Regions from separate parts of the Homo sapiens genome. Here region 1 is linked to region 2. Evidence: read pairs that join two places in POLR2A ChIA-PET (ENCODE). Cell type or tissue: GM12878. All regions are shown on one strand. Each heading gives the region's core, and the rest is flanking DNA. Links, peaks and the distances in the headings are about the cores only.

The links. ChIA-PET counts read pairs that join two places held together with the same protein. Peaks named below come from ENCODE experiments on the same cell type or tissue, not always from the same donor. Only the 100,000 strongest peaks of a DNase experiment are listed, where the experiment ranks them.
Region 1: POLR2A ChIA-PET joins it to region 2 with 5 read pairs; 3 of 35 experiments call an interaction of 5 or more read pairs at or near these places.

Annotation. Positions count from the first base shown.
Region 1 is chr20:43,611,382-43,627,123 of GRCh38, reverse strand. IFT52 (intraflagellar transport 52) reads right to left here. Exons shown (of 14, transcript NM_016004.5): 7 at 13,148-13,274; 8 at 8,098-8,184; 9 at 6,199-6,267; 10 at 3,079-3,233. Among named protein-coding and RNA genes, the nearest start is that of IFT52, 28 kb to the right of the region's middle. In GM12878, for the core only: no CTCF peak of the experiment used is centred there; no DNase peak of the experiment used is centred there.
Region 2 is chr20:43,832,670-43,848,411 of GRCh38, reverse strand. No RefSeq gene overlaps it. Among named protein-coding and RNA genes, the nearest start is that of LINC01728, 54 kb to the left of the region's middle. In GM12878, for the core only: a CTCF peak has its summit at 7,738 (motif pointing right); a DNase peak (open chromatin) is centred at 8,461; H3K27ac peaks cover 965 bases.

The sequences.
Region 1 (15,742 bases), core at 4,333-8,332, 220 kb after region 2:
GTGTTCTTGGCTCACTGCAACTTCTGCCACCCGGGTTCAAGTGACTCTCCTGCCTTACCCTCCCGAGTAGCTGGGACTACAGGCGTGTGCCACCATGCCTAGCTACTTTTTTTCTATTTTTAGTAGAGATGGGGTTTCACCATGTTGGCCAGGCTGGTCTCAAACTCCTGGCCTCAAGTGATCCACCCACCTCGGCCTCCCAAAGTGCTGGGATTACAGGCGTTGAGTCACCGTGCCCAGCTGGATTTTCTGTTTCTTCCTAAATTCTAAACTCTGGGGTGCCCCAGGGCTCAATAGATGGTCCTTTTTTCTTCTCTATCAACACTTTTAACACTTTGTGAGCTCATCCAGTCACATGGCTTTACATACTATCTACCATATTTCATCAAATCTAAGAATCCACCAAAGGTAAGATGCATCATAATTTATGGTCCATTGAAAGAAAAAAAATGCTAATTAAACTCATACATCATCTATTGTTAAGATTCATCCTGAAAAACAGAAAAAAAGGAAAAGAAAGAAAAAAAGGCAAAAAATAAGAAAAAAGATTCATCCTGATTTTATAGATTTGAAAATAGGTCCAGGTGCTGTGGCTCATGCCTTTAATCCCAGCACTTTGGGAGGCCGAGGTAGGTGGATCACCTGAGGTTAGGAGTTCGAGACCAGCCTGGCCAACATGGTGAAACCCCGACTCTACTAAAAATACAAAAATAGCTGGGCATGGTGGTGCTACTCAGGAGGCTCAGGCAGGAGAATTGCTTGAGCCTGGGAGGCAGAGGTCGCAGTGAGCAGAGATTGCGCCACTGCACTCCAGCTTGGGCAAAAACAGTGAAATTCTGTCTCCAAAAAAAAAAAAAAAGGAAAAGATGTATGCTTTAGATGAAGTACAGATGTGCCCCCAAACTCCCAAATTAAATGTGCAGCTCAGAGATCTCTTCTGACCACCAGGTTAAAATATAAAACTGCTACTAAACATCATCTGGATACCTAATTGACATCTCAACTCCATATACCTCAAACTGAACTTCTGCTCTTCCTGCAAAATCTACTCGCAGTCTTTCTCAACTCAGTTATTGCAACTTTTTTTTTTTTTTTTTTTTTCCGGAGACAAGATCTCTCTCTGTTGACCAGGCTGGAGCGGGTCACTGCAGCCTTAACCTTTGGGGCCCAAGCAATCCTCCCACCTCAGCCTCCCAAGTAACTCATGCCTGAGTTACTGTGACCGCTCCCTTCAGGCCCTACCTCCATTCTTGCTCCTTGACGTTCGGGATATAAGGAAGTCATTATGCCATACCTCTGCTCAGAACTCTCAGTGGCTCCTCTTTTCACCCAGAGTGAAAGCCAAGGAAGTCCTTACAGAGGCAAAAAAGTAGGCCAGGCCTGATCTCCCACCATTCTCACCCCTACTCACTCTGCAGTGGCCACGATGGCCTTGTTGCTCTTCCTTGAATGTATCAGGCATTCCTCCGTCTTGCAGTCTTAGGACTGGCTGTTTCCTCTGCCCAGAATACTCTTCCCTCAGATAGCCACAAGGCTAAATTCTTTACCTCCTTCAGGTTTTTCCTCAAATATCTAACCTTTTCAATGAAGCCATCCTGATCACCCTATTTTTTTTTTTGAGATGGAGTCTTCCCGTCACCCAGGCTGGAGTGCAATGGTATGATCTTGACTCACCGCCATCTCTGCCTTCTGGGTTCAAACGATTCTCCTGCCTCAGCCTTTGAGTAGCTGGGATTACAGGTGCCCACCATCGTGCCCAGCTAATTTTTGTATTTTTAGTAGAGACGGGGTTTCGCCATGTTGGCCAGGCTGGTCTCGAACGCCTGACCTCGCGATCTTCCCATCTTGGCCTCCCAAAGTGCTAGGATTACAGGTGTGAGCCACCACGCCTGGCCTGAACACCCTATTTAAAATGCAATGTGCCTGGCACTCCCCTACCCCAGTACTCTGCTTGACGTATGTAATCATCTTCTAACATATTCTTTAATTTACATCACACATATAGAAATGTCTTGATGCCTGTCTGTTTTGCTAGATAATAAACTTCAAAAGGGCAAAGATTTTCATTATTGAGGTCCCTGAAGCATCCCAAGATCCTGGAAAAGTAGTTGTGCCACAAATACTTGCTGAGTGGATGTATAAGCAAGGCACAAGGAGAATGGCAGCATGCTAATTTCACAAACATCCCCCAAATGCCCAGGATGTGCTGGGCTCTGGGTCTTAGGCAATGAGGATTCCAGGTTGATAAGACATGGCTCTTGCTCTCCGGATACACGGGGGTGAGAAAGGAAGACAAGCTAAACAATTTTCTCCCTGAGCAAAATTCAGGTTAGAAACAGTGAAGATGAGCCCTGGCCCTTTCTGAACCCCTCTGCTTCTGTGTCATTTCCTCCTCCTTTGCCTTCAGGATGCTGCCCGCTGTCCTGTACTTTTAACTGCTTTTCCCCAGCTTCTGTCTTTGGCCCTCTTCTTCTCCTGCCTCTCAAGCACTGACAGCTGTGAGGTCCTGTCTCAAGGCCAATTCCCATTCTTGTGCTGTCCCTGATGTCCTCATCCCATCCCACGGCTTCCCTAACGGCTTTACAGATCTTTTCATCTTTAAACTTGTAGTTCCACCTGCACATCCGCACTAGACTGAGAGTGCCCAGAACACAGCCCATTTATCATTCCTTTTCCTGCATTCTAAGTGCCAGTTAATAGCATTACCAGTTGCCCAGATACCCAGAGAGAAATGAGGTGACCACCATCTCCATTTACTGAGGGACTTGGGACTCCATTTTCCTGGGACTTGGGACTCTCTGTGCTAAAACCAGAAGTCTGGGGCAAAATGAAACAAGCTGGTCAGGCTAAATGCCTGGTCCAGAATCTGGAACACGCAGGGGCTAATAACCTCTGGCAGTTCCTCTACATCAACCCCTCATGCCCAGCCCAGTTTCTTTGTTGACCTCATCATAGATCTGAGAACATGTTCTGCATGCCACATTTACTGTGACCCTAATTCCCGTTCCCAGGTTCATGTTTCCAAACCAAACACTCAGAATGGAGTGCAGTGTGGCTCAGAGGCCCACAGGTACTGACTCGATGACGCTGTGGAAGGAGGTGGTATCCAGCTGGAAGATGGACAGGTCGAAGAGGGTGGTAAAGTCCCTTGGGATCTCATCACTCTCCTGGAGACACTCTCGATTCCGCTTTGATAGGGTGGCTGTGTAGGGCAGCATCATGTAGTCAGAAATCTGAAAGCCACAAGAGGGTTCCTTTTAGCACAGCAAGAGCAAGCATTTATTCTGTCAAGTCTCCACTGTCTCAGGTCTAAATCTGCAACATTTATATTCTCTTGCCAAGAAATTTTACTGTTCATGATCACTGACACTAAACCTTAAATAAGCCAATTTATGTGCAAAGAGGAACAAAACTCACTTGGCTAAACCCCAGTACTGGCTAAATCCAAATCTCCAATTACACCAGTACTCACATGGCTGAAAACAGCTGGAGAAACATACAACCCTATCAACTGGTCTTTTAATTTCATGATCTCTGATCTTGAGCGCTCAGCAATCAACTACATCTCCGTAGTCTACTCACTTTCCCATTCTTCTAGACAATAATTCCCTTTTGTCAGTTCAGCCATCAAAATGATTTTCCCAGCTGGGTGCAGTGGCTCACACCTACAACACTTTGGGAGGCTGAGGTGAGTGGATCGCTTGAGCCCAGGAGTTGGAGATCAGCCTGGGCAATATGGCAAAACCCTGTCACTACAGAAATACAAAAAAATTTAGCTGAGCATGGTGGTGTGTGCCTGTAGTCTCAGCTATTTAGGAGGCTGAGGTGGGAGGATCACCTGAGTCCAGGAGGTCAACACTGCAGTGAGCCGTGATCAAACCACTGCACACCAGCCTGGGTGACACAGTAAGACTTTGTCTCAAAACAAAAAAATTGGTTTTCCCTTTCACCATTTTAGCAATGACCTTATTTTCTATTTTAGTAAGAAAATAGAGGAAATCATGAAAGAAAGTCCACAAGCTCCCACCATAACATGTGCCCACCCCCTAGCATCCAGGCCCTATCTGCTTCTTTCCTCCTGATACATGCCAGAGCACCTGTGACACCAGTACAGACAGTTCCTCCACTGCTACACTAGATCCCAGTCCTTCTCCCCTAGCCAAGGACATCCCTCCAGCATTGCTGAGAGCCCTCAGTCATGACACATGCTGTGGACTAGTAAAAGACCAGGAAAACATAAATGCCTGCCAACAGGAGAGTGGTTAAATATATGTATATATTTATATTTACACATAAAAATATGTATATATTTATATTTACATATAAAAATATGTATATATTTATATTTACACACAATTTGTATATATTTATATTTACATAAAAATATGTATATATTTATATTTACATAAAAATATGTATATATTTATATTTACATAAAATATGTATATATTTATATTTACATATAAAATATATATAAATATAAATATAGAATATATATATGTATAAAAAATTTATTTTTTTTGAGACGAGTCTCGCTCTGTCGCCCAGGCTGGAGTGCAGTGGCATGCTCTTGGCTCACTGCAAGCTCTGCCTCCTGCGTTCATGCCATTCTCCCGCCTCAGCCTCCCGAGTAGCTGGGACTACAGGTGCCTGCCACCATGCCCGGCTAATTTTTTTTTTTGTATTTTTAGTAGAAATGGGGTTTCACTGTGTGAGCCAGGATGGTCTCCATCTCCTGACCTCGTGATCCGCCCGCCTCGGCCTCCCAAAGTGCTGGGATTACAGGCGTGAGCCACCGCGCCCGGCCGAGAGTGGTTAAATATATTACACTTAAATAATGAAGCAAAATATCCACATGCTTAATGTTTCCACATAAGGAAATATTTTAGACATGCAGCTCTCCTGTTTCCTAACCCAAATCAGTCTCTGAGAAGCCATGTCCCTAGTGAGGGAGGAAGCAGTCAGTGGACAGCCATCTTCGACTGTCTTCTCACCTACCTCCTATGACCAATGGCCAGGAAATCATTTTCCTGACATTTCAGAGTTTAAGAAATAGAGAAACAATTGTAGAGTAAGTGCAGTTTGAATTAGGAGACCTGGATTTGGATCCTGGCTCTGCACTTGCCTGCCATTTGAACACACTGCAATCTTGAAGGATTTCAGTTTCCTCATCTATAAAATGAGAATAAGACCATGTGCCTCCCAGGGCAGTTATGAGGATTAAATAAGATGACTTATGTGGAAGTATATGGCATACAATGCCTGACACATTACCATCTATTAACTTAGCCCACACAACCATCCTGTGAGGCAGAGAACACGGGTATTAGTGTTCCCTGTTCACAGATAAGAAAACTAGAAGGCTGGGCCCAGTGGCTCACGCCTGTAATCCCAGAACTTTGGGAAGCTGAGACAGGTGGATCACTTGAGGTCAGGAGTTTGAGACCAGCCTAGCCAAAATGGTGAAACCCTGCCTCTACTAAAAATACAAAAATTAGCCAGGCATGGTGGTTCACATCTGTAATCCCAGCTACTCAGGAGGCTGAGGCAGAAGGATCGCTTGGACCCAGGAGACAGAGGTTGCAGTGAGCTGAGATTGTGCCACTACACTACAGCCTTGGGCGACAGAGCGAGACTCCATCTCAAAAAATAAATACAATAAAAAATTTTTTTAATAAAGAAAACTAGGATGAAAAATGGTCAGAAAGAACCTGTATAAGGTCCAAGAGCCGGTGGTGATTTCACTGTGCTGGTTTCACCACTTTCCCTTGTCTGATGAATATTATTATAATGCCTTTAGAACTGTTAAATCTAAAGGCAACAAAATTATAGTTTACAACATAAATTCTGATACTCTTTGTTTCTTTATGAGAAAATTTCAGATTTCTGAAAAAAGTATTTTTCTGCAGATGCTCATTTTGAAAGTCTGGGCCAGAGTGCCCATAATTTAAATTCTAATTTATATACATACTGTATGTATGTATGCTCCCCCTCCAATTAATTCTATGATTAATTACATATATTGTTTATTGACTTATTTTTTACAATATGGCCTTCATCTCCCCCAAATCATTCCTTCGTTCCATCTGTCTTACAGATGAGTTAAGACAGTCATGTATTCCTTTTGAGCTGTGAGAAGTGGTACTGAGAAGCTGGACTCATTTTTCATTTAAAAGTTTCTAATAATTCGGTGTCTACCTCTGGGTCCTCAGCATCAATCTGGTTTAGGTGGATGTCTCCTGTCGTGAGCCACTGGAAAACAACATCCTAAATTAAAAAAAAAAGTATATAATTAGGACAGTTGGTTATTTGAAAAAGCTGAAGGTCAGGACTAGAGAATTAAATCAAGAAGAATGATAAAGGAAGAAAGATTAAACCAGTGATTCAGAAAAGGGTAGCCAGCCTTGTCTTGATGCAATCATATGAGAACTCAAAGGTTTTCTTCACCCTAATGCACCTTTTATTTTTGAGACAGAGTCTCGCTCCGTCGCCCTGGTTAGAGTGCGGTGGCGCAATCTTGGCTCACTGCAACCTCCACCTCCTGGGTTCAAGCGATTCTCCTGTCTCAGCCTCCTGAGGAGCTGGGATTACAGGTGCCTGCCACCAGGCCTGGTTGATTTTTGTATTTTTAGTAGATGGGGTTTCACCATGTTGGTCAGGCTGGCCTCGAATTCTTGATCGCAGGTGATCCACCTGTCTCGGCCTCCCAAAGTAGTAGGATTACAGGCATGAGCTGCCATGACCAGCATAATGCAACTTTTATTATCAGAAATTTATAATGTATCTTTAAGCACCCTAACCTCTAACCACAAGCTAAAATTTATTAACCTTTGTTCACAATCCTGAATTAATCCCTATTTACTGTGATGACAGTCTGAAATTAAAACTTTTGAAAAGAAGAATACCTAGGCCGGGAGTGGTGGCTCAAGCTGTAATCCCAGCACTTTGGGAGGCTGAGGCAGGTGGATCACCTGAAGTCAGGAGTTCGAGACCAGCCTGGCCAACATAGTGAAACCTCATCTCTACTAAAAATACAAAAATTAGCCTGGTGTGGTGGCGCACACCTATAATCCCAGCTACTCAGGAGGCTGAGGCAGGAGAATCGCTTGAACCCGTGAGGCGATGGTTGCAGTGAGCTGAGGTGGTGCCATTGCACTCCAGCCTGGGTGACAGACAGAGACTCCATGTCAAAAAAAAAAAAAAAAAAAAAAAAGTAGAATATCTAGATCTCCCATAATGTGTCTAGAGACATTGAAACTTCATGTAAATTCCACAGAAATAAGATCTTTATCAATCTCCCAATATAACAATTATAAGGCGTTTCTTTCTCTCACTGGAATCACCAATGGACAGCTCTGGCACATGCTGTACAGACATGTGCTTCCCTACTCTGCCATCTTCCGTAAGACATGTTCCCTTGGCATTTTTTTGACAAAATTGCAATGCCTTTACTTTATTTGCCACATCAGTCAGTGAGTAGTCCTCTACAGAGCCTTTCCTAATTCCCATTCCTACCAGCCCCTCCTCTCCACTCACACCTTGACTCCCGTAATTCAGGTCCCCATTTCTCCTTGCCTGGTGACACCACCACCTTCCTAATTGGCTCTAGGCTGCCTCCTCCTTTCCACTTTCCACACAACTGACAGAAGAATCTTTCCAAAACATTCTAGAAGTTCTTTCATAAACAACAACAACAAAAAAAGAAGAAACACAGATCTGGCTATGCTCAAGGCTGCTGAAAACCCAAGGGCTCCCTGTGGCTTTCAGCATCAAGTTCAAGCTCCTTGGCCTTACACGTGATACTGCTATTGAGCCTGTTCCTCTCCGCTTCTCCAGGCTCAGCTCCCACCCCACCTGACATGCTCAGAAACACCCTTCTGGGTTTACTAATTTGTCTCTCTCTCTCTCAGTGTATTACAAACTTTTCCAAAGCAGGGACTGGGACTATGCCTGACTCGACTTTGTATTCTCAGTGCCTGGCATATAATGGGTTCTGAGTAGCTGCTTTTAAATGAGCAAATAAACTTACCAGTATTTTTTTAAATGACATGAAAATAATACACATTGTATATTAATATGACAAAAGAAAAAGCTTACCATGATTTTGCTGTTTTCTTCTTTGTCCAAATATTGATCACTGAACATGTGACATGAACCAAGCACTGCCAGCTTCCCACCTTGGTTCTATTGATGACAAAGCAGGGTCAGATACTCAAATCCGAAAGTGCATCTCATGTATCCTAGTACCCAGACACTTATTAGAATCATGCTAGCAACTGTCTTATATACTGAAGAGTGCCAATTCACACCCAGATTTTAAAGTTTAGAAATACCAACTATAGGCCAGGCGCAGTGGATCAGCCTGTAATCCCAGCACTTTGGGAGGCCGAGGCAGGCGGATCACCTGAGGTTGAGAGTTCAAAACCAGCCTGGCCAACATGGTGAAACCCCGTCTCTACTAAAAATAAAAAAAAATCAGCCAGGTGTGGTGGCATGCGCCTGTAGTCCCAGCTACTCGGGAGGCTGAGGCAGGGAAATCGCTTGAACTTAGGAGGCGGAGGTTGCAGTGAGCTGAGATCGCGCCACTGTACTCCAGCCTGGGCAACAGAGCGAGACTCCATCTCAAAAAACAAAAAAAAGAAAGACCAACTATAATAACTACTACACTTTAACCTGCCTCTCATTTTAGATACTTCTATATTTTTTTATTTGGCTTTAACGAAAACTAACATAAATTAATTCTACATTAGCTGGGTGTGGTGAGGCATACCTGTAGTCCTAGCTACTTGGGAAGCTGGGGCAGGAGAATCACTTGAGCCCAGGAGCTCGAGGTTACAATGAGCTATGACTGCACCATGCACTCCAGCCTGGGAAACCCTGTCTCTAAAAATTAAAAAAAAAAAAAAAAATTAAATTGATTCTACAGCATTTTCCTATTGTTGTTTATCTTATAAACGAAGATCATAATTTTAAAGGGAAAAAAGATAAACTCAAAGACAGTCTGTACAATTAAAGATACCTATGGGTACCAAAAAAAAAAGTATTTAAGTAAGATCCAAATAGAAAGCTAAAGCAGGCTGAGTGCAGTGGCTCACGCCTGTAATCCCAGCACTTTGGGAGGCCAAGGTGGGCAGATCACCCTGAGATCAGTAGTTCAAGACCAGCCTAGCTAACATGGGAGGCAAAACCCTGTCTCTACTAGAAATACAAAAATTAGCTAGGGTTGGTGGCACGCACCTGTACTCCCACAGCTACCTGGGAGGCTGTGGCGGGAGGATTGCTTGAACCTGGGAGGCGAGGTTGCAGCGAGCTGAGATCGCGCCACTGCACTCCAGCCTGGGCAACAGAGTAAGACTCAGTCTCAAAGAAAGCTAAGGCAAGGCTGGGCGCAGTGGCTCATGCCTGTAATCCCAGCATTTTAAGAGGCCGAGGCGGGTGGATCACTTGAGGCCAGGAGTTCGAGACCAGGCTGGCCAAGATGGCCAAACTCCGTCTCTATTAAAAATACAAAAATTAGTCAGGCATGGTGGTGCATGCCTGTAATCCCAACTACTCAGGAAGCTGAGGCATGAGAATCACTTGAATCTGGGAAGCGGAGGTTGCAGTGAAGCAAGATCGCACCACTGCACCCCAGCCTGGGCGACAGAGTGAGACTCCGTCTCAAAAAAAAAAAACCAGAAAACTAAGGCACAAGCATGAGAGAGTCATAAAATAATGACTGGTTAATAAGAAAAATTTTCAATACTTGTAACTTTTAACAAATAAAAACAAAGTACTTTTTCCTATCAGATAAATAAATATGAAAATATGATATAAACAGCGCTAGTCGAATTTTAGTGAAATAAGTTCTTTCACACATTGTTGCTGAAACTATTAACATATGCAACAAAAGCAGTCTGAAACATAAAAAATTCTATGCCCAGTTGTGTAGTTATAGTCACAAAAAATTAGAAATAAATCCAAATGTTCACAAAAAAGTAATTCAGAATGATGCAACCTTCTTCAGCAGTTAAATTTCATATTATAAAGGGTTTTCAGTAACATGGGAAAATGCTTCCAACACATCATTCGGTTAAAAAAAAAGTATACTATAATTTTTTTCCCATTTTTAGAGATAGGGTCTCACTCTGTCTCCCAGGCTGGAGTGCAGTGGCACAATCATGGCTCACTGCAGCCTCGAACTCCTGGGTTCAAGTGATCCTCCTGCCTCAGCCTCCCAAGTAGCCAGGACTACAGGAGCATAACACCACACTCAGCTAACTTTTTCGTAGAGACAGGTCTTACTATGTTGCCAAGGCTGGTATCAAACTCCTGGCCTCAAGTGATCCTACCTCCTTAACCTCCCAAAGTGCTAAGATTATAGGCATGAGTCACCATGCCTGACCTATACTATAAATTATATTGCTATTCTACTTTAAAGCTTACGAGGCAAATAAATAAAAATAAGGCAAAGCAAAAGTAGGAGAAAGTGAATAATATGTCAACCTGGGCTGTCTTAGAGTCTTGGAGTAGTGCGATGGGGGAATTTTTTTTCTTTTGCTTTATCTCTGTATTGTTCATTTTTTCTACAATTATTGTAACATTTCTACAATATTACTTTTTTTTTTTTTTTTTGGAGACAGTGTCTTGCTCCACTGCCCAGGCTGGAGTGCAGTGGCATGATCTTGGCTCACTGCAACCTCCGCTTCCAGGGTTCAAGTGATTCTCTTGCCTCAGTCTCTGGAGTAGCTGGGATTACAGGCACTCACCATCATGCTGGGCTAATATTTTTGTATTCTTAGTAGAGACAAGGTTTCACTATGTTGGCCAGGCTAGTCTCGAACTCCTGACCTCAAGTGATTTGCCCGCCTTGACCTCCCAAAGTGCTGGGATTACAGTTGTGAGCCACCACGCTCAGCCCAACAATGAGCACATTATTACTTTTGTAATGAGAAAACCAGTTCAATAGTAAAAATACAAAATGAAATCGGTTTTTTTAGCTACATCACATACAGGGAACAGGCATAGTTATAACTTCCCCAGGAAAAGAATTATACTAAGCCAGAGATGTCAAGAGACATAAATACACACATTACATACATTTTTAAAAAATTGGTAAAAAAAACCCTCTGATTTGTACCAGGTTAAAAGCAAATGCTGCAAAGCCTGCCACCGTGCCTGGCTAATTTTTCAATATTTTTTTTTTCTTTGAGACGGAGTCTCACTCTGCCTCCAGGCTGGAGTGCAGTGGCACAATCTCGGCTCACTGCAACCTCCTGGGTTCAAGCGATTCTCGTGCCTCAGCTTCCTGAGTAGCTGGGATTACAGGCGCGTGCCACCACACCACGCCCAGCTAATTTTTGTAATTTTAGTAGAGAGGGGGTTTCACCATGTTGGCCAGGATGGTCTCAATCTCCTGACCTCGTGATCCACCCGCCTTGGCCTCCCAAAGTGCTGGGATTACAGGCGTGAGCCACTACGCCTGGTCAATTTTTGTATTTTTAGTAGAGACGGGGTTTCATCACGTTGGCCAAGCTGGTCTTGGACTCCTGACCTCAAGTGATCCACCCACCTTGGCCTCCCAAAGTGCTGGGATTGCAGGTGTGAGCCACCACGCCCAGCCCGAGAGCTTTTAAATAAGAAGGGAAAGGTAATTCCTAGGTACCACAAAGAAAAATAGGATTGTTCAGAGCTAGAGACACCTAGGTCCCTAGAAAAAAAATTAGGAGATCAGCTGGTGAATTCTGTCTTAGGGGGCAGATGAAGGTAAATTCAGCAAAATGTGAATTAAAACGCAGTGGGGGCTGGGCACAGTGGCTCATGCCTATAATCCCAGCACTTTGGGAGGCTGAGGTGGGGGGGATTGCCTGAGCTCAGAAGTTTAAGACCAGCCTGGGCAACATGGTAAATCCCCATCTCTATTAAAATACAAAAATTAGCAGGGTGTGGTGGTGCAGGCCTGTAATCCCAGCTACTTGGAAGGCTGAGGCGGGAGGCAGAGATTGCAGTGAGCCAAGATTGCGCCACTGCACTCCAGCCTGGGCAACAGAGCTCATGCCTGTAATCCCAGCACTTTGGGAAGCCAAGGTGGGTGAATCACTTGAGGTCAGGAGTTCGAGATCAGCCTGGCCAACATAGTGAAACTCCATCTCTCCCAAAAATACAAAAATTAGCCATGCTTGGTGGCAGGCACCTGTAATCCCAGCTACTCGGGAGGCTGAGGCAGGAGAATTGCTTGAACCTGGTAGGCGGAGGTTGCAGTGAGCCAAGATCATGCCACTGTACTCCAGCCTGCACAACAGAGTGAGACTCCATCTCAAAAAAAAAAAAAAAAAGAAAAAGAAAGGCAGTGGGATGTTGGGTCACTGCCTGGGACTAGCTGTGCCCACATTTCTATGGGGTCTCTAGGATAATAACTGGAAAAATAGTTTTCTGATATATTTTCCTAGTATAAACTAACAGCAACATAATTCTGTGCTATTTTGTGTAATATGTTAACTCCATCTGTTCCTGAATGTATTCTCTTTACACTGAGGGTGACAGCCCATAGTCACAGACAGGATTAAAAGTTATTTTCATCAATATGCTGCCATGGGATCAAAAAAAAAAAAAAGTTATTTTAAAAGTTATAATACAGCACTTCGGGAGGCCAAGGCGGGTGGACCACGAGGCAGGATGGTCAGGAGATCGAGACCATCCTGGCTAACATGGTGAAACCCTGTCTCTACTAAAAATACAAAAAATTAGCTGGGCGTGGTGGTAGGTGCCTGTAGTCTTAGCTACTCGGGAGGCTGAGGCAGGAGAATGGCGTGAACCCGGGAGGTGGAGCTTGCAGTGAGCCGAGATTGCACCACTGCACTCCAGCCTGGGCAACAGAGACTCCATCTCAAAAAAAAAAAAAAAGTTATAATACAGGTAGCCTCATGCTACAGTGGAAAAGCTTCGGGTTTAGAATAATAAGAGCTAGGTTTAGGCCTTAACTTCATCAATTACTGGACAATCCACTGTTTCCCCATAAGCAAAATGTATATAGCTGAAATGCTACTTTGCAGGACTGGCAGGAAGACCAGTGAGAAAACATATAGAAGCCTTCTGGAAATGGTAAGGTGGTTTTTATTATTTCAACAATAAAAATAACATCTATACCCATATCTAAGAAAAGCTGTACCTTTGAGTGATAGAAAGCCAAAATGGGTCTGTTAAGTGGGAAGCAGACAGAACCTGTAGACAGAACCGCCACTGCTGGTTTCATGACACTCAATGTGGCACCAAAAGGATACACAAAGGTGAGAGCCCTGTAAGAAATTAAAGAAACACATTCAAATTTTAAAAACATGAATACAAAAATTCTGAAAATAATCTCAATGTTTCTTGAGTAACACTCTTTTTTGAAACAGTCTCACTCAGTCACCCAGGCTGCAGTGCAGTGGTGCGATCTTGGCTCACTGTAACCTCCGCCTCTCAGGTTTAAGCTGTTCTGCAGCCTCAGTGCCTGCTATCACGCCCAGTTAATTTTTGTATTTTTAGTAGAGCCAGGGTTTTACCATGTTGACCAGGCTGGTCTTGAACTCCTGGCCTCAAGTGATCTGCCCACCTTGGCCTCCCAAAGTGCTGGGATTACAGGCGTGTGCCACGGTGCTCAGCTGAGTAACACTCTTTGATTCATTATCAAACAAAAAATTTTTTCTAAGCTTTGGTTTGTTAACTTAAAAACTGGGACAACTCTAGCTACACATTTAATAAAGCATTTTAAAAAACATGAAAGTAAATTAACAGGAAAGTGTAAGTGACTGTAACTGGGAGAACTAAAGAAGCCCCTGATGGAGGGAGGAGGAAGAGGATGGGGCCTCATCCAAGAACTGAACTCAAGCTGCTCTGCATAATAATATCTTACTGGTAAATACGTTCTTCTTCCTTAGGTTTGGCTAGTGCTATCTCTAAGAATTAATGTATATCACTGGATGGGTATGTTACCAGTTAAATGTCACATGAACAGAGGCATAAATATACGCTATAATGGACACTTCTACACAGATCTGCTTTGGAGTCCCTCCTCTACTCTCCACTGTCCTAACAAAGACTTGTCTTAGATTATCTAGAGTGAATTGGTCTGACCTGGGGCAATGTACTCCTGGAGAGGGTGTGGGATAGAGGAGCAAAGGTGGGGTGCAGATTCTGGGGTGAAGCCAACCCATGTAGGAGGGGTTAGGGTTTTACTCAAAGATGGAGCTCTGCAAAGCTTGAAGGAAGTGCTCTCAGAATGGAGAGAAACACAGATCTCAACACCAGGGCGTAAGGTTAGAAACTGGGGGAGGGGGTATAGGGGAAGCACCCATGAGGGGTTCCTCATAGAGATTTTAATTTCCCTTTTTCTTTAGACAACAAAAATTCTTTTTGGCTTAAGTTTAAAATTATTTCCCTCTAGTGTTTTTGTTTGTTTTGTTTTGTTTTTTAAGACAGGATCTCACTTTGTTGCCCAGGCTGGAGTGCAGTGGTATGAACATGGCTCACTGCAGCCTCAATCTCCTGGGCTGAAGCGATTCTCTTGCCTTAGTGCCCTGAGTAGCTGGGACCACAGGTGCATGCCACCACACCTACTAATTTTTATATTTTTTGTAGAAACGGGGTTTCACCATGTTGCCCAGGCTGGTCTTGAACTCCTGAGCTCAGGCAATCCGCCCACCTTGACCTCCGAAAGTGCTGGAATTACAAGCATAAACCACCGGGCCTGGCCTCCCTCTGGTGTTAATCTTCCCCATTCCTTCAGTAAAATCTCATCTACCCTATGACTTTTGTTGTCATACTATGAAAGAGAAGTGGTACTTGGCCCACATTCTCCAAACTCCACCTTCTACCCTTACTCCAGCAGTATCCCAGCAAGGTGGATTACAGCCCATGATCTCTGGGCCAGAAGCAGAAGAAAACAAGCAGTTGTCCATGGAGGAAGAAAAAGTAGGTGGGAGAAATAGTCATATGGAGGTCAATGCACATCTATCCCCCACATTTTCCCAAAATGCAATCAATGGAAGATGATTCTCAAGGCATAAGGGAGAACGGACACTTGAGTAGCAAGATAAAAACTATCTGCTATTATTATTATTATTATTATTTTTCGAGATGGAGTTTTGCTCTTATCACCCAGGCTGGAGTGCAATGGCGTGATCTCAGCTTACTGCAACCTCTGCCTCCTGGGTTCAGGCAATTCCCCTGCCTCAGCCTCCCGAGCAGCTGGGATTACAGGTGTGCACCACCACGCCCGGCTACTTTTTGTACTTTTAGTAAAGATGGGGTTTCACCATGTTGGTCAGGCTAGTCTCAAACTCCTGACCTCAGGTGATCCACCCGCCTCAGCCTCCCAAACTGCTGGGATTACAGGTGTGAGCCACTGTGACCGGCCTATTTGCTATTATTTACACTCCTGTATTTCTTTTATTACTACTAAAAAAATCAATGAGACTAGGCCAGACTAACCTGAGGTTAGGAGTTCAAGACCAGCCTGGCCAACATGGTGAAGCCCTGTCTCTACTCAAAATACAAAACTTAGCCGGGTGTGGTGGCGGGCACCTGTAATCCCAGCTACTCGGGAGTCAGGAGAATTGCTTGAACCCAGGAGGTGGAGGTTGCAGTGAGATGAGATGGTGCCATTGCACTCCAGCCTGGGCGAAACTCTGTCTCCAAAAAAAAAAAAAAAAAAAAAAAAAAAGACTGACATTTTGATAAGACTAAGTATAAACTTAAACACCCATCCCCAAAACAGAACTTT
Region 2 (15,742 bases), core at 6,764-10,763:
GCCATTTCTTTTTGTAACCCTTAATCTAAGTCCACCCACCCATTTTCCAGGTGCCATAGCTGTGGCCTGAGAGGTGGGGAGCCAGGATTGCCAAGCTAAGTTAGTGGCACCCCCAGAATCACCCCGACTCCAGGCCCCTTCTGCTTATTGGCCAGGCTGTTCTCCCTGGAGGACCCCATCCTGCCTCCCTTACATTCCACAGGAGTCCTCGGAGAAGGGACACAGCTAAAGGTCCTGTGATCTTGGACACTCGTTGCACTGCCCTGAGCCTTACTTTCTTCATCTGTAAAATGGGTATGATTTTGCCAGGTCTGGGACAAAGTGCAAAATGTAAGGAGGTGCTCACTAGCCTGACCCTGGATGTTCCCTCTTGCCCAGGAATATAAGAAGGCCCACAAGAAAAGAAGAATAGGAAAGAAGTCCACATAGGGGTGGGAGGGAGTGACATCCACTCCGCTGCACTGTCTTTGATACATCTCACCCCCAGCATCCTTTCTGCAAAGCAGAACTCACGCCAGGCACGGTGCCTCATGCCTCTAATCCCAGCACTTTGGGAGGCTGAGGTGGGTAGATCGCTCAAGCCCAGGAGTTTGAGACCAGCCTGGGCAACATAGTGAGATCCTGTCTCTTAAAAAAAAAAAAAGGCAGGCCGGGCGCGGTGGCTCATGCCTGTAATCCCAGCACTGTGGGAGGCCAAGGCAGGTGGATCACAAGGTCAGGAGATCGAGACCATCCTGGCTAACACGGTGAAACCCTGTCTCTACTAAAAAAAAAATGCAAAAAATTAGCCAGGCTTGGTGGTGGGCGCCTGCAGTCCCAGCTACACAGGAGGCTGAGGCAGGAGAATGGCGTGAACCTGGGAGGCGGAGCTTGCAGTGAGCCGAGATTGTGCCACTGCACTCCAGCCTGGGCAACAGAGCGAGACTCTGCCTCAAAAAAAAAAAAAAAGGCAGAACACGCCCCCATTCCTCTTAAGCTCCCTTGTGCCTCCCTACTCATCCACTTCCCTGCCTGGACTGACAACCACGTGCATCTGGATCCATTCACCCGCACGGAGGACGAGTGTGACTTGCTACCATAATAGCAAAAAATAACTCGGCAGCAGCATCAATTACAATCTTAAATGTCCTTGCCCTTTGATCTAGCAATCCTACTACTTGTGTAGGAATCTACCTACACAAAGTAAATGTTTAGTGTGTAAAGATATTGATAATAGCCCCAGCCTCCAAACGTGCAAGGAGAAGATCGGAACTGCATGGGGATCCATCCCTGGGAGGGAAGCTGGATACAGTGTGACCTGGCCATCCTGTTGAATTCTATGAAGCCCTCACTCACAATGGGGTGGACCTGTACATTTCCACATGGAGAGTGCTCTAAGATAAGCTGGTGAGTGAAGGAAGCAAGACGCAGGCCGATACTCAAGTGTGATGCCATGACCTGCTAAAACTAAAGTAGCATGTGTAGGTTGCAAGAGAGGACTATTAACACGCCCATCCCCAGCTCCCCGCTCTCATCTCTCACAGAAAGGGCTGCTTTCCCCACCACGACCTCCCTGGAGAGCCCACACCTGCTCGTGGGCTTCTTAGAGGCTGGGAATGGGTTGTGGGGGACTCCCAGGTGAGAGAGCTGGTCTGCAGAAAGCAGCTGCTGCTCTGTGACAGGGCGTGCGTCCCTCCCCACAGCGTTGTTTGTGTGTATATATGTGTATGTTTATATAGACAGATCATGGTGAGACTAAGATCAGACACACCAGGAAAGGCGCACAGTAAACTGGTCTCCATAGTTACTCTGGGGTGGGATGAGGTGGCCCTAAAGTGATGGGAGAAATGACACAGATCTTTCAATAATGACATGGAAAGATGTCCACAGATGACTGGGACTGGGGAGGGAGAACAGTTGCGAGATAATAGGATTCGTGGACTACCACTTTCAAAATGACATAGCTTTGTGTCTCCTTATATAGACACACCATGCTACACATCAAGCTTTTCCTGCTAGTTACTTCCTGGAAATGGGATCAGGAAACGGTGAGGGGCCACTCTGTTTACCTGCCCCTAGACCCCATGGAAAGGGTTGGTGGGAAAATCACAGCATGAAGCATAGCGCAGGGCTCAGCACTTAAGGCGTCCTCATCTACAGAGAATGTAAGAGTTTGGCGGAACTAGCTGAATGGGTCTTTTGTTGAATAAATATTGTGGCTCACAGGTAGGCCATGCCAATAATCAAATCCCCGAAAAAGTTTTATGCAATAAAAATACATTAGCATTATACCTAGACTTGACTCATTTTTACAATGGATGATTCAGAAGTTTCTATATTTTTAAGAAACACTTAACTCTCTTGGCCTCAGAGATATCATGTGCTCCTGGCTTTCTTTTCTCCTATATCACTGACCTCTCCTTCTGAGTCTCTTTTTTTTTTTTTTTTTTTTTTGAGACAGAGTCTCACTCTGTCACCCAGGCTGGAGTGCAGTGGCATGATCTCAACTCACTGCAACCTCCGCCTCCTGGGCTCAAGCAATCCTCCCACCTCAGCTTCCTGAGTAGCTGGGACCACAGGCATGTGCCACCACACCTGGTTAGTTTTTTGTTTTGTTTTGTTTTGTTTTGTTTTTTGTCTCTTTTGCTCATTCATTCATACACCCACTCATTCATTCGGCGTATATCTATTGAGTTCTTATTACATGTCAGACATATTCCTTGGTGGTGGAGATACAAGTGTAAACAAAACAGACTACATTCCCTGCCCCTGTGGAATTTAATTCTAATTGGAGGCACAAGACAACAAACAAATTAGTTAAATACATATATAGTGAGTGATAAGCACCACGGAGAAAAACAAGGTAGGGGAAGAGAATCAGGAATGTGGGGCTGAAAAGGGAGTTGCACTTTTAAAATGGTCATCAGAAAAGCTCTTTGGGTAAAGACCTAAATTCGATGAGGAAACAAACCATGCCTATTTCTGGGATAGGGAAGGGTGTTCCAGGCAGAGGGAACAGCAAGTACAATGGCTCAGAAGCTTAAGAGAACATGTAGCAAAGGAAAATTGCATGGAGGTTATGGAGCATAAGTGGTGGGAGCCAGTGGTGAGAAATGAGTGTGGAGACTGTTAGGGCTTTATCAGGAAAAGCACTGGGCTTCAGGCTAATGAATGTGGGCTCCATGCAGAGGGTATTAGGAATCGAAGTTACCCCATCAGGTTCTGTGTGGGGAGGGCAGGTGCTGGGGCAGCCTGGAGCAGGAGCCTGGTGATGAGGCTGTGACAATTGTTGGATGAGGGACAGAGGATGACTAAGGAGGGTGGGAAGTAGGGGACCTGATGCCAGAAGGGGCGTGTTTGTTTCCTGTAGCTGCTATGACACATTACCATAAACATGATGGCTTAAAGCCACAGAAATTTATTCTCTCGCAGCTCTGGAGGCCAGAAGTCTGAAGTCATTATCACTAGGCTGAAATTAAAGAGTCAAGGGCACTGTGCTCCCTCTGGAGGCTCCAGGCCAGAATCCATTCCTTGCCTCCTCCAGCTTCTGGTGGCTGTGCCACTTTTTAACTTATAGCAGCATGACTCCAATTTCTACCTCGGTGTCACATTGCCATCTGTCTGTCTGTGTCAAATCTCCCTCTGCCTCTCTCTTATAAGGATTGTATGTAGGGCCCATAAATTAGCAGATAATTTTCCTATCTCAAAATCCTTATCACAGCCACAAAGACCATTTTGCCACATAAGCTAATATCAATATTTAGGGGCTGCAGGGATTAGTGCCTGGCACCTCATGGGGGCTGCTATTCAGCCTGCCACATGGATAAAAGGTATAGATTGCTCAGACACAGGATCTCCTGCCAGGCCTCACCCACATGGCCCCTGATGACCTCCACATCGCTAAGTCTCCTGGGCGATGCTCAGTCCTCATCTTACCTGACCCGGCACAGCTCAGCTCTCCTAGTTCTCCTCCAACCCTGCAACTACTCCTTCTCATTGCCTCTGTTCATCCCTCCTCTTCTCCCCAAGGCCCTGGGGGCCAGCCCTTGGTGACCATATCTACCCACATGCCAGCCACTCTAGCCTAGACCTCTGTCCCCATCTGGAAGCCCATAAACCTGACTCTCTCAACAGCTCCACTGGGATGTCTAGGAGGGCTTTCCACATCACAGCTCCAAAGCGGGACTCCTGATCTTTCCCCAAACCTGCCCCACCTGCAGACTCCCCCTTCTCAATTGTCAACCTGTCCAACCCATCAGGAGGCCTTGGCAGCTCGGTCTTCACAACACACTCAAATCTGACCCCTTCTCCCCGGTCCCAGCCACCCTCTCCTCTCTTACCTGAATTTGGCTGCAGCCACCTCACTGGCCTCCCTGCCTCCCCTCTCCAAGTGAGCCTTTTTGAAGGTAAATCAGATGGCATCATTTCACCCAGGGTCAAAGCCAGGCCTTGCATTGTTCTACAAGGCCCCGCATGATCTGCCCGCTCCCTGTCTTCTCTCTGACCTCATCTCCTGCTAAGATCTCTCTCCTCTTCCTACTCCTTCCTCTTCACCCACACTCTGCTATTCCTTGAGCTTGCAAGCGCCATTTCTTCCTCAGGACCTTTGCACTGGCTGTTCCCCTTCTTTGGAATGCTCTTCCCTTCAATACCCCCATGACTCATTCTCTTGATCCTTTAAAATCTTGCTCAAGGGTCAGCTTCTCAATAAGGCACACTCCGACTACCCCAATAAATATTGCAACCTCCTCCAAGATTCCCAGTTCCTCACCCTGCTCCACATCCTCCAAGGCAGTCCCCGGGGCACATCATTTGCTTATTCATGTTTCCTCTTGAGTCAGCCCCTGAGAGATGGAACGTAGGAATGTTTGTTGATTTTGTCCACTGGTTCCTCCTTTGAACGTAGATCAGTGCCTGGCACATCACAGATGCTCAGTGTATGTTTGTTGCATGGATCACTGCGTATGAGGTTGAGGGAGCAGCAGGAGATCAGAATGGCTTTGGGAGTCTAATTCCATGTGGACAGTCTCCTGTCTCCATGAGGCGGACAGGGCAGGGGCAGGTCAGGGGAGCTCAGGTTTGAGTGTGGAGGGTATGAGGCACCCAGGACCTACAGAGATACCTCCCAGTGCAGCTGGCTCTCTGGAACAAGAGCTCAGAGAGACATCTGGCTGCACGAAAGAGCCTGGCCTAAATGAGCCTGGCTTTGACCCTGGGTGAAACTATAACAGAAAGTGCACCTTCTAGCCCTACCCCAGAGTCAAGCTCACCTGGGTGTGAATCCCAGCTCCTCCCATTACTGACTGTGAGACTCTGGGCAGGTTCCCTCCCCTGCTGCACTTCAGTTTCCTCATCTATAAAATGGGGACAGCCACTGTACAGCATCTCACACCGTGTTGTTGAAAGGGTTAAATGAGATGATACTCAAAGCATTGAGTATGTGGCATATGCCCTTGTCTGCTTTCCAAGGGCCAGGTGGCAGGGCAGGTAGCAAGTCCCCAGGAAGCTGGCCTGGGACTCTGATTCACCCGCAAGCCCTGGGCCCCTCAGACATTTGAGGCTCCATCTTCAACCCCTCTCTCGAAAGGTCCAATCCCCCAGCTCTGCCTCGTGCTGTAGGCATTGCCATAGTTAAAGCAGGCTCTCAGCCACATCTGAGCCTGAGTTAATTGGCCTCTGACCCATTTTTCTAGCGGACTCATTACCTCTTATTTAGCCTTGAAGACTCTGGTGGCTGATTGGCAGAGAAGCTTTCACAGCTGGGAAGAGATATGGGATCTGGGTCAGCTGCCCACTGTCCGTGAACTCTGGCCTCAGTAGCTAATGGCAGAACCAAGGCAGGCAGAATGAATTTCCTGACCCCAGGACCAGGCCCACCAGGGAGATAGAGTCACCATGTTCCCCTTGTCCCAGCCTTGCCTGGCTTCCACGTGGTTGCATTCCAGCCACCCCATGTGGGGGCTGTAAGAAAAGGGGGAGGACTCAAGTGTTCCCTCCCTGCAGGGAACCCTGATGCTTCCAAATGATGCACCCCCAGGAGAGAATGATAGACGAGTAGGCTTTGCAGGCCACCCCCAGCCTGATTAATGCATGGGCAGCACCTCTTCTGGAAGGCCAGGTATGGAGCTTTGCCGGGGCCACTCTGCAGACAGCAGGGGTAGATGGGGGCCTTGGATACCTTACACAGCAGGGTGTTGTGGGATAAAGCGGCCAGGCTGCATTCTTCAGGGCCAGTCACTGCCCCACTCAGGGCCTCAGTTTCCCCATCTGTTGAATGAGGGTTCTGAGTAGATAATCCCTAATTGTGCTATCCAGTGTCATAGCACAAGCTACATGTGGTGATTGTGCCCTTGAAATGTGACTCGTCTTGTAAGTGTAAAATACACATGGATTTTTAAGACCGCACAAAAAATCCCACCAAGAATATCAAAATAAGTTTGAATAAGTTTCAAACAAATTTTGTTTTGATTACATGTTGAAATGATATTTTAGACATATTGGGTTAAATGAAATGTCGTATTAAAATTAATTTCAGTGTTTCTTTGTACTTTTAATGTGTACTTTTACTTTGTACTTTTAATGTGTCTACAAGATACCTTAAAATGATATATATGGTTTGCATTGTATTTTCATTGATAGCAAGTGGGGCTCTAGAGACCTTCTGAGTTTGAATTTTTCAAGGGATGTGTGGAGGTGGGTACCATAAATGTGTGTGTAAGTGTGTGCATGTATGCGTGTGTTGAGGGAAGAAATTGGCAGGAGGAATGTGTGAGCACAAGTATGTACACGTATGTTTCATGCACGTAAATGTACCTATGTCAGGGCCAGGCACGGTGGCTCACGCCTGTAATCCCAGCACTTTGGGAGGCCGAGGCAGGCAGATCACTCGAGGTCACGAGTACAAGACCAGCCTGGCCAGCGTGGTGATACCCTGTCTTTACAAACAAACAAACAAACAAAAAAATAGCTGGAAGTGGTGGCACACACATGTAGTCCCAGCTACTCGGGAGGCTGAGGCAGGAGAATCCCTTGAACATGGGAAGCAGAGGTTGGAGTGAGCCAAGATTGCATCACTGCACTCCAGCCTGGGCCACAGGGTGGGACTCCATCTCAAAAAAAAAAAAAAAAAAAAAGTTTCTGTTAGGGCATGCTGCAGAAGGGAGGAGGTAGGAAGAGGAAACGTCTCTCGGACCCAGGCTTGCCCACGGCCCTTCATTCACATAAAGTGTCATCCTGTAAATCTCATAGAAACCTGTAGGTTAAGGGCCCTTGTCCCTATCGTATAGATGAGGAAACAAGATCCAGGGACTTGGGCGTGAGTGATATTTACCTTCCATTCCACCAATGCCGTGGTAGGAAGGAAGCAGATCCCAGGTGATGAGTCTGGGGGAAAAAGACACGTTGTGGGGGCTGCGCTGACCGCTCTTTCATGCATTCTCTCACTTAATAATCCCCACCACAGGCTGGGAGCACAAATAAGGAAGCTGAGGCTCAGAGAAGTAATCTCACCCCCCACACCATCATTCTCAGGCACCACTACCCACCCAGTGGCTACACAAACCAAAAGAGAGGGGCGTTGTCCTTGTCCCCTTTCTCTTCCTCACCCTTCACAACCACCACATGCATCACCAACTCCTGCGGGCGCGCATCTTAGACTCCTCTCTGCAATCATCTCTCCATCCCTCCCAGCCCCACCCCACCAAAAGCCCTCATCCACCATCCTCAGCCCTCCCCAAAACCACTAGAGGGAGCTTTGCAAATCAACAGGGAGACCTTGCCTCCCCACTGCTTACAAACCCCTTGTTGGCATTTATTGCTTCCAGCATAAAGACTAACAGCCCTAAAAAAAAGCCCCCAGGCCCTACCTCCTCAGGCCCCCAGCTGATCTCTCCAGCCTCAGGTCTCCTCCCACTCCTCCTTGATCACTCTGCTCCAGCCCCACTAGCCCTGTTCGGCTCCCCAAATGTACCACGGTCTGTTCCCACCATACGACTTTCGTACATGCTGTTCCTTCTGCCTGGAATGCTTATGCCTCCATTGTTGCCTTGCTACTGCTACAGCTCAGCTCCAAGTCATTTCTTCTGGGAAGCCTTCCTTGACTAATTATGAGAATAACAGTGATAATGATTTTTAAAAATAGGTAACATTTTTTAGCTCTTACCATTTGCTCAGAACACTCTAAGCACTTTTTACGTTCATTCATTTAAACCTTACAACGAACCTATGAGGCATATACCTTAATTGTCTCCATGTTGCAAATGAAGAAACTGAAGCACAGAAAGGGTAAGCAGCTTGCCCATGGTCACACAGCAGTTCAGCTCCAGAGCACTCCCTCTCTGAGCACCCCTCATCATCATCACCGTGGCTAACCTTTGTTGGCCACCGACTATATTCCAGTGTTATAAGCATCTTATGAATCTTATCACTGTTGTAATTTTACATTTGTTTGTAGGATGTTGACTGTTTGACAGTTCCAGTTGCTCACATTCTTACTCATACCTGTTTCATTTATACCCACAACAGAATATTAGCTAAGAACAGGAAGCCAGGGACAGTGAAGTTGAAATACAAGTGAATGGGCACCGCTGAAATGATAATTCACTGGATGTGCCTCGTGCTACCTTTCATTGGTGCCATCTGATCAGAATTCTTATAAAACACATCCATATGTTTCCAGCACCACAAAAACCAATTACAAAGAGAGAAAATACAGAGATGGGCACAACCAATTTAACTTTTCATTTATTGGAGGGGAAAAAAGCTATTCACGCCACAATGGGTTTCCTGAGTGGGTCTTACCAACATCAGCTTGGAGCCTTCTCTCCTATTTATAGTCAATTTGAAACAAAACCTCCAAATTCACCAATAATCCCATGGCTTTTATTTTAGGCACAAAACACACAAATCCCTCTCATCCGGCTATGAAAGCAGTTTTTCAATTACGTACAGAATGAAACATCAATCTACACTTTCATATGCATTTATTCCCCAAAATTAATCATGAGATGTCCTTCAAAGATATATTTGTCAACAAATTGTACCGTTTATTACATAATTAATTCAAAAGAAATTAATTCACAAGAAATTGTGTGTATCTCTTTTTCAAGAGACAAGATTATAAAAATGTCTTTTTCTGCATTAAACATGAACTTTGTAATACAGTCTTTAACAGTATGCTATCCAAATAATTAACTACTTTTTAACATATACCATATGAAAGAAATGAAAGAAATTACAGATCTTCTAAGAGGGTTGGAGAGATTATTTTTACCATGAATGGGGAATGCTTGTTTTGCCACAACCAGGACCCCCTCGAGGCTCAGTTAGGGGAAAGGGCTCTCCAGAGGGGATGTGACTGGCCACTCTAGGCAGCTGATCACTCAGGGAAGAACTGGGGCCACAGGCCAGGCCTCCTGCCTCCCAGCCTAGATGATGAGGCTTCACCCCTAATCCTAAAACACCCACACCCCATCCTCTCACCTAGATGGTCTCTCCCACGCAAACCCACCCTCCACTCTCACTGGCATCTCTCACACCCTGCTGGCCACGTCTTTGGTCTGTGGTTTCCTCACCTCCTCCAGGAAGGCCTCTCTGATCACTCTTGCTACCCCCGACCCCACCCCGCCCCACCTCACCACCACCACCACCATCAAAGCTGCCTGTCCTCAGCTGCTGCTGATTGTCATTATGTAACTGTGCTCGGGCCTCTCATCTTCTTCCCCCACCTGACTGCAGCCTCCTCCCAAGCCCCGCTCCATCTCAAGCCTCTCTGAGCCCTCCTTGTCCAGTCCAGGGGAGGGGTTCACTGTAAATCGAGGCTGTGTCTGCCCTGAGCACCTGCAGGGCTGGGTTCTCTCCTGAGCTGGACTCGCTTACTTCTTGAGGGACAAGATCCCTGGTCCAGCCAGGCCACAAAGGTGGGCAGAGGCCTTGTGTAGCGCTGCACCTGCCGGAGAGAACTCAGGCACATCACTTCACTTTGGAGGCCTCAGTGTTCCCACCTATTGAATGGGAGAAAAGTCCCTGCCCTGGCCCAGAGGGAGTCTCCAAATACCCAGAAGTCAGCCTGTGTGAGGTGCACTCCCTGCGCTAGATATATCTGGGTCTGCCCTTGGCTCAGGCCTCATCCCTCCCTCCTCAGACCAAGCAGCCAGCACCTCTTACCTGGGCTCCCTGCAGCCACCCACAGCCCCTACCTGCCCCCACTTGCAGTCCACACTGGAGCCACAAGGCGCTTACACATCCTAAGTCAGCCCGTGTCACTCCTCGCCCCCACCCCTCCATGGCCCCCCATTTCCTAACCCGGGGCTAAAGCACCCTCATGTTCCAACACTACTTCTCAGCTGGCCAGGACCACCTCGCCCCGCCCTCCCCACATACCTGCTCCCCCTTCTTGGGGCAGGAGTGGCAGGAATGGGAGTCCTCTTTCTGGTCCACAGTCCACAGTCCACAATCCTATGGCACTTTTCCCCCACTCTGAGCCTCAGCACACTGTTCCCCATCTTCCACATCTGCTTCCTCCCCAGCCTTCAGTTCTCAACCTAAAACGTCAGCCCCGCACAGAGGCCTTCCCTAACTGCCCTCTCTACAGTGCCCCCCAACACCCTGGACCTTCATTGCATGGATGACAATGGGTAATTAATGAATGACAGTCAACCCTTCGACAACACATGTTTCAACTGTGCGGGACCACTTATACGCAGATTTTTTGTGATAAAATTACACCAAGTGTGTCTGCCTCTCTTACCTCCCCTTCCACCTCCTCCACCTCTTTCGCCTCTGCCACCCCTGAGAGAGCAAAACCAACCCCTCCTCTTCCTCCCCAGCCTAAACATGAAGACAACGAGGATGAAGACCTTTGTGATGATCCACTTCCACTTAATGAATAATAAATAGACTTTCTCTTCCTTATGATTTTCGTAATAACATTCTCTTTTCTGCAGCTTTATTATAAGAACACAGTATATAATGCATAAAACATATAAAATATCTGTGAATCAAGTGTTTATGTAATCAGTAAGGCTTTGGCCAACAGTGAAGCGGTTAGTTAAGTTTTAAAGTTATGCAAGAATTTTCCACTGCACGGGGTAAGGGGTCGGCACCCCAACCCCCGCATTGTTCAAGGGTTCACAGTAATGAACTTGCTGCTGCTTTATTGTCTGTGTCACCACCGAGGTCCCTGCTGTTTCCCCAGTGCCTGAGACAGTGCCTGGCACATAGCAGGTGCTCAGTAAATATTTGTTGAACGAACGAATGAATGAATGAACAGCTAGGGGTGGTTGTGTGTGGTACCCCCATGAAGGCTTTGATGGGTGTGAGGAGTGGTTATTTAGAAATAGCACAAAACAAGCTATTTGCCTGGAGGCAGGTTCTTTGCAGCGTGGCCTCTGTCTAACCCCAGGCCCCAGCTCTGCTGACCCTTCCTCATTACCCTCCTAGTGCGTCCCAGGAACACTCACTCCACTCCTCTCAGCCACGCTGACCAAGTGTGGTCAAGCCATGAGCAAAGCGTGTTTTGAAACCAGCATAGGCCAGGTGCAGTGGCTCATGCCTGTAATCCCAGCACTTTGGGATGCTGAGGCAGGAGGATTGCTTAAGGTCAAGGGTTTGAGACTACCCTGGGCAACACAGCAAGACTCTGTCTCTACAAAAAAATAAAAATAAAAAAATTAGGCAGGTGTGGTGGCATGCACCTGTAGTCCCAGCTACTTGGGAGGCTGAAGTGAGAGGATCGCTAGAGCCCAGATGGTCAAGACTGCAGTGAGCCATGGTTGGACCACACTGAACTCCAGCCTGGGTTACAGAGCAAGACGCTATCTCTAAACAGAACAGAACAAAACAAAACAAAACAAAAAACAGCGTAGAACAATCACCACGCTGACCTCAATTTGTGAGAATGTGATGAGTTCTGTAACACAGATTTGCCACCTCCTTCAATGCCACCAGGCTGAAGAATGCCACCTTGGGTGGTCTGAGCCTCCATTGCCTCTATTTGTAAAATGGGGATAATTCCACGTACCTCCCAGTGTCACAAGACTGAGACGTGAGAACATATGAGAAGCAACTTGCACATTGCCTGGTGCGTGGCAGCCCTCGGGGCCACGTTAGTCTCTCTCCAGTCCCATCCCCTTCTCAAATCAGGGAAATTCTAGAATGCAGACTGTGTCTCTTGGTATTCGGAACCAATTACCAAGTTTCTGCGGGTGTCTGGCTACCTCTCGGGGACATCAAGAGTCTTAATTAATTATGATCTGAAAAGGTTTGATGTTCCAGGAATAAAAAGGCATGAGGAAGCCCAGACTATTTTCAGGAACATTAATTATTTAATGGACATTACTCATAGAAAATTGGGACTGGAAAATGTAAGTTTAAGATGGGAGCAATATGATTACTTTTAACCCTAAATTCCATTCACTCTCACCCATCATCAAGAACAGGCTGTTGGTCTGGCAGACAAAAGAGAAGGTTCTAGTCTGAGCTGTGCCATGGATTTGCTGGGTGACCTTAAGTAGGTCACTGTCCCTCTCTGGCCTCAGCTGCTGCTTCTCTTTTTTTTTTTTTAATATAATAATTTTCTTTCTTTTTGTGAGACAGAGTCTCATTCCATCACCCAGGCTGGAGTGCAGTGGCACGATCTCAGCTCACTACAACCTCCACCTCCCTAGTTCAAGTGATGCTTGTGCCTCAGCCTCCCAAGTAGCTGGGATTATGAGCACGTGCCACCACGTCCAGCTAATTTTTTTGTACTTTTAGTAGAGATGAGACTTCACCATGTTGGCCAAGCTGGTCTCGAACTCCTGACCTCAAGTGATCTGCCCGCCTAGGCCTTCCAAAGTGCTGGGATTGCAGGCATGAGCCACTGTGCGTGGCTGGCCTGTTTCATTATCTGTTAGGGTCTGTCTGAGATGGTTTCCCAGGAGCCTAAGCTCGGACAAGAGTGCTTCAGAAATGTCCCATCCTGGGCCCCACTTCCGAAGTTCCCATTCAGTGGGTCTGGGGTGGGCCCCAGAATCTACATTTTAACAAAGCTCACGAACCTGCCTCTAGAGATCTTTGGGCCACACTTCAAAGAGAATTGGCTGTGACCCTGGAACATCCACGGAGGACCCTTCCGAGGAGATTTGCACATGAAAGATGTCCATTTTTATTAGCTGCTTATGTGCTGAAAGGACATATTAAACTAAATTTAAATGAATTCACCCAGTCCTTGATTTTCCTCTTCATCAAAGTTCATGTGGTTAATTCTGGGGTCAAAACATAAAATGTCCTCCTGTAATTAGCTGCTAATCAGTTCACTACAGTGATTCCCCAGAGACGTCATAATTCCTGTCCACAGGAACTGGAAATGAAACACGCACATAGCTCAGCTCTCTGCTGATAATCTACATATAAGGATGTCCTGAACACACAGAGAATTTACACCTGAAAATATGTGAGCTGGAAGTCATCCATCCACCCACACATAAATTCATTTATTCATTCATTCACCCGTCTACTTATCCATCCACTCATCCATCCATTCATCCATCCATCATTCATCTATCTGTCTATCAGTTCATCTCTCCATCCATCCATCCATCCATCCAAGAAATGCTTACTGAGGACCTGCTATATCCCAGGTATTGGAGGCACAGCTGGTAAACAAGACAACAAAACAAACAGAGATAATTTGGTCTCTACCTTCCTGCATCTGCAGTCTTTTGAGGGCATTCGACATCAAACAAGTAAAACAAACTAAATAATTACAAATTGTGGAAAATCCTGTGAAGGAATTCAATAGGTCTCTGAAATAGAGAATAGTGGGGTGGGAGAGGAAGAAACCTACCTTGCGTGATCAAAGGAGACTTCCTTGAGGAGGTGATATTAAAGCTGAGACCTAAAGGATGAGAAGGCACTACCTGGAACGCCTTCCACACAGAAGGAACAGTAAAAGCAGAGACTCTAGGCATGAGCTGCATGGAAACCTGAGATGCTTCCTAGTCCGACACGCCTCCCAAGTGCCCTAGTTAAATGATCTTCTAGCTTCTGCTCACACTCTTTACGTGACAAGGAACTCACTGCTTCTAGTAACTGCCTCCCATTACTGAGGATTTTGATAGGTCAAAGTTCATTCTCATAAGAACTCTGTAATGTTCACTATCTGGTCCAGGTTATGACCTTAAGGCCCTCCAAGTTCCTTGAAGTGAGTCCATAAGACACCCTTGGGCAGCTGAAAACAACACTGATGCCCCAAGTAAGCTGCCTCTTTGCCTGATGCACCTCCCCAGCTCTTCAGCCAAGGCCCACAGGCCATCCTAGCTGCTTTTGATATCATCTGTTCAATGACCCCATGTTCTCCTTATCATGCGAGTGTAGAACTGATGAGATCTGATCCAGATTGCAACAAGTGGGACTCTCACCTCCTTTATTCTGATTATTAAACCTCTATTAATGCAGCCCCAGTCACCCCAATCTTTTCTTCCTTCTTCATTGATCAAGCAGTCATCAGTACCCAGAGAAATATTTGGCTCTTGTTTATTTTTTAACTCTTCAAGCTCCACTTATACCTGTCCATGCATAGCTCAGCTGACCCTATGAACAATGCTTGCCCAGAAGATTTGAGGCCTGAATTTCCCCTGCTCCTGAGGCAGCGTGCCCTTGTAGAAATCCAGGAATGGCAGGCATCATATCCATGTTTCTCTGCAGAGTACCCCTAGGACCTGGAACAGTGCCTGGCACATAGCAGGTCCTCAGTGCCAGGTGAATGGCTGGAGATGAGCAATTGAAGTAACAGCCAATCCGGGCTCTGATCCCGACTGCCTCTTACCAGCTGGGGAGTTTCTCAGCATCTCTGAGCTTCAGTTTCTTCACCTGGAAGTGGGTCTCATAATTATATTCCTAAAAGCTGGGTGTGGAGAGAGCCGATGACAAAGCCTGGCACATAAGGGGGCTGGAGAAAGACCGTCCTGGACCTGGGCCTGGCCTTCTGTGCACAGCTCACAACCTCAGGTCCCTTGTTGGTGCCAAGCAGGGATCTCTGGCTCCTGGGGCTCAGCGGGTTCCGTGGTGAGAACAGTAGCTAACATCTACTGAGCACTCACCATGTGCCAAGGTGCTTGGATTTACTCATTGCATTCTCACAACCAGCCCAATGAGACGGGCACAGCCTATATCCCCATTTTACAAATGATGAAACTGAGGCACAAAGAGATGAAGTTCGATGGCCATTGAGTGGCAGAGCTGGATTTCAACTCTAGTTTCCGGCTCCAAGCTCTGCTCAGCCTCTTGATAACTGTGCCCTGGGGCCTCATCTGGGGTCTTCTTCCCTAAGGGGCTGAGTAAAGGTGCAGAGTAAAAGCCTCTGGCCCACAGGGCTTACTGGAGCTGACTGTGCCACCATCCCACCAGCCCAGAGCACAGGCAGGGGGACAAAGGTGGGCCTCGTGGGGGGATCTGGAAAAGATGTTTTTCATGACCTGATGGCATCCTGTGCCTGGAATATTTTTGTTCATTCATTAAATGCTTTCTGTGCACCCAACTCTGTTACATGACGCCACAGGTATGCTCTTGCTTATGCTCATAGCAGTCACGTGAAGGAACCATCTCTTGCTCCCATTTTATAGTTAAGAAATCTGAGGCTCCAAGAGCCAAAGGATTCCATGCTTGCTGGATCTTTCCATCCTTTGTACTCAGATCATTCTGCCTCAGTTCGACACAGGGCACTTGGAAGGGAGGAGGTGTGGGGAGGGGGTGTGCAGGAGGAGGGAGAGAGAATAGGATGAAA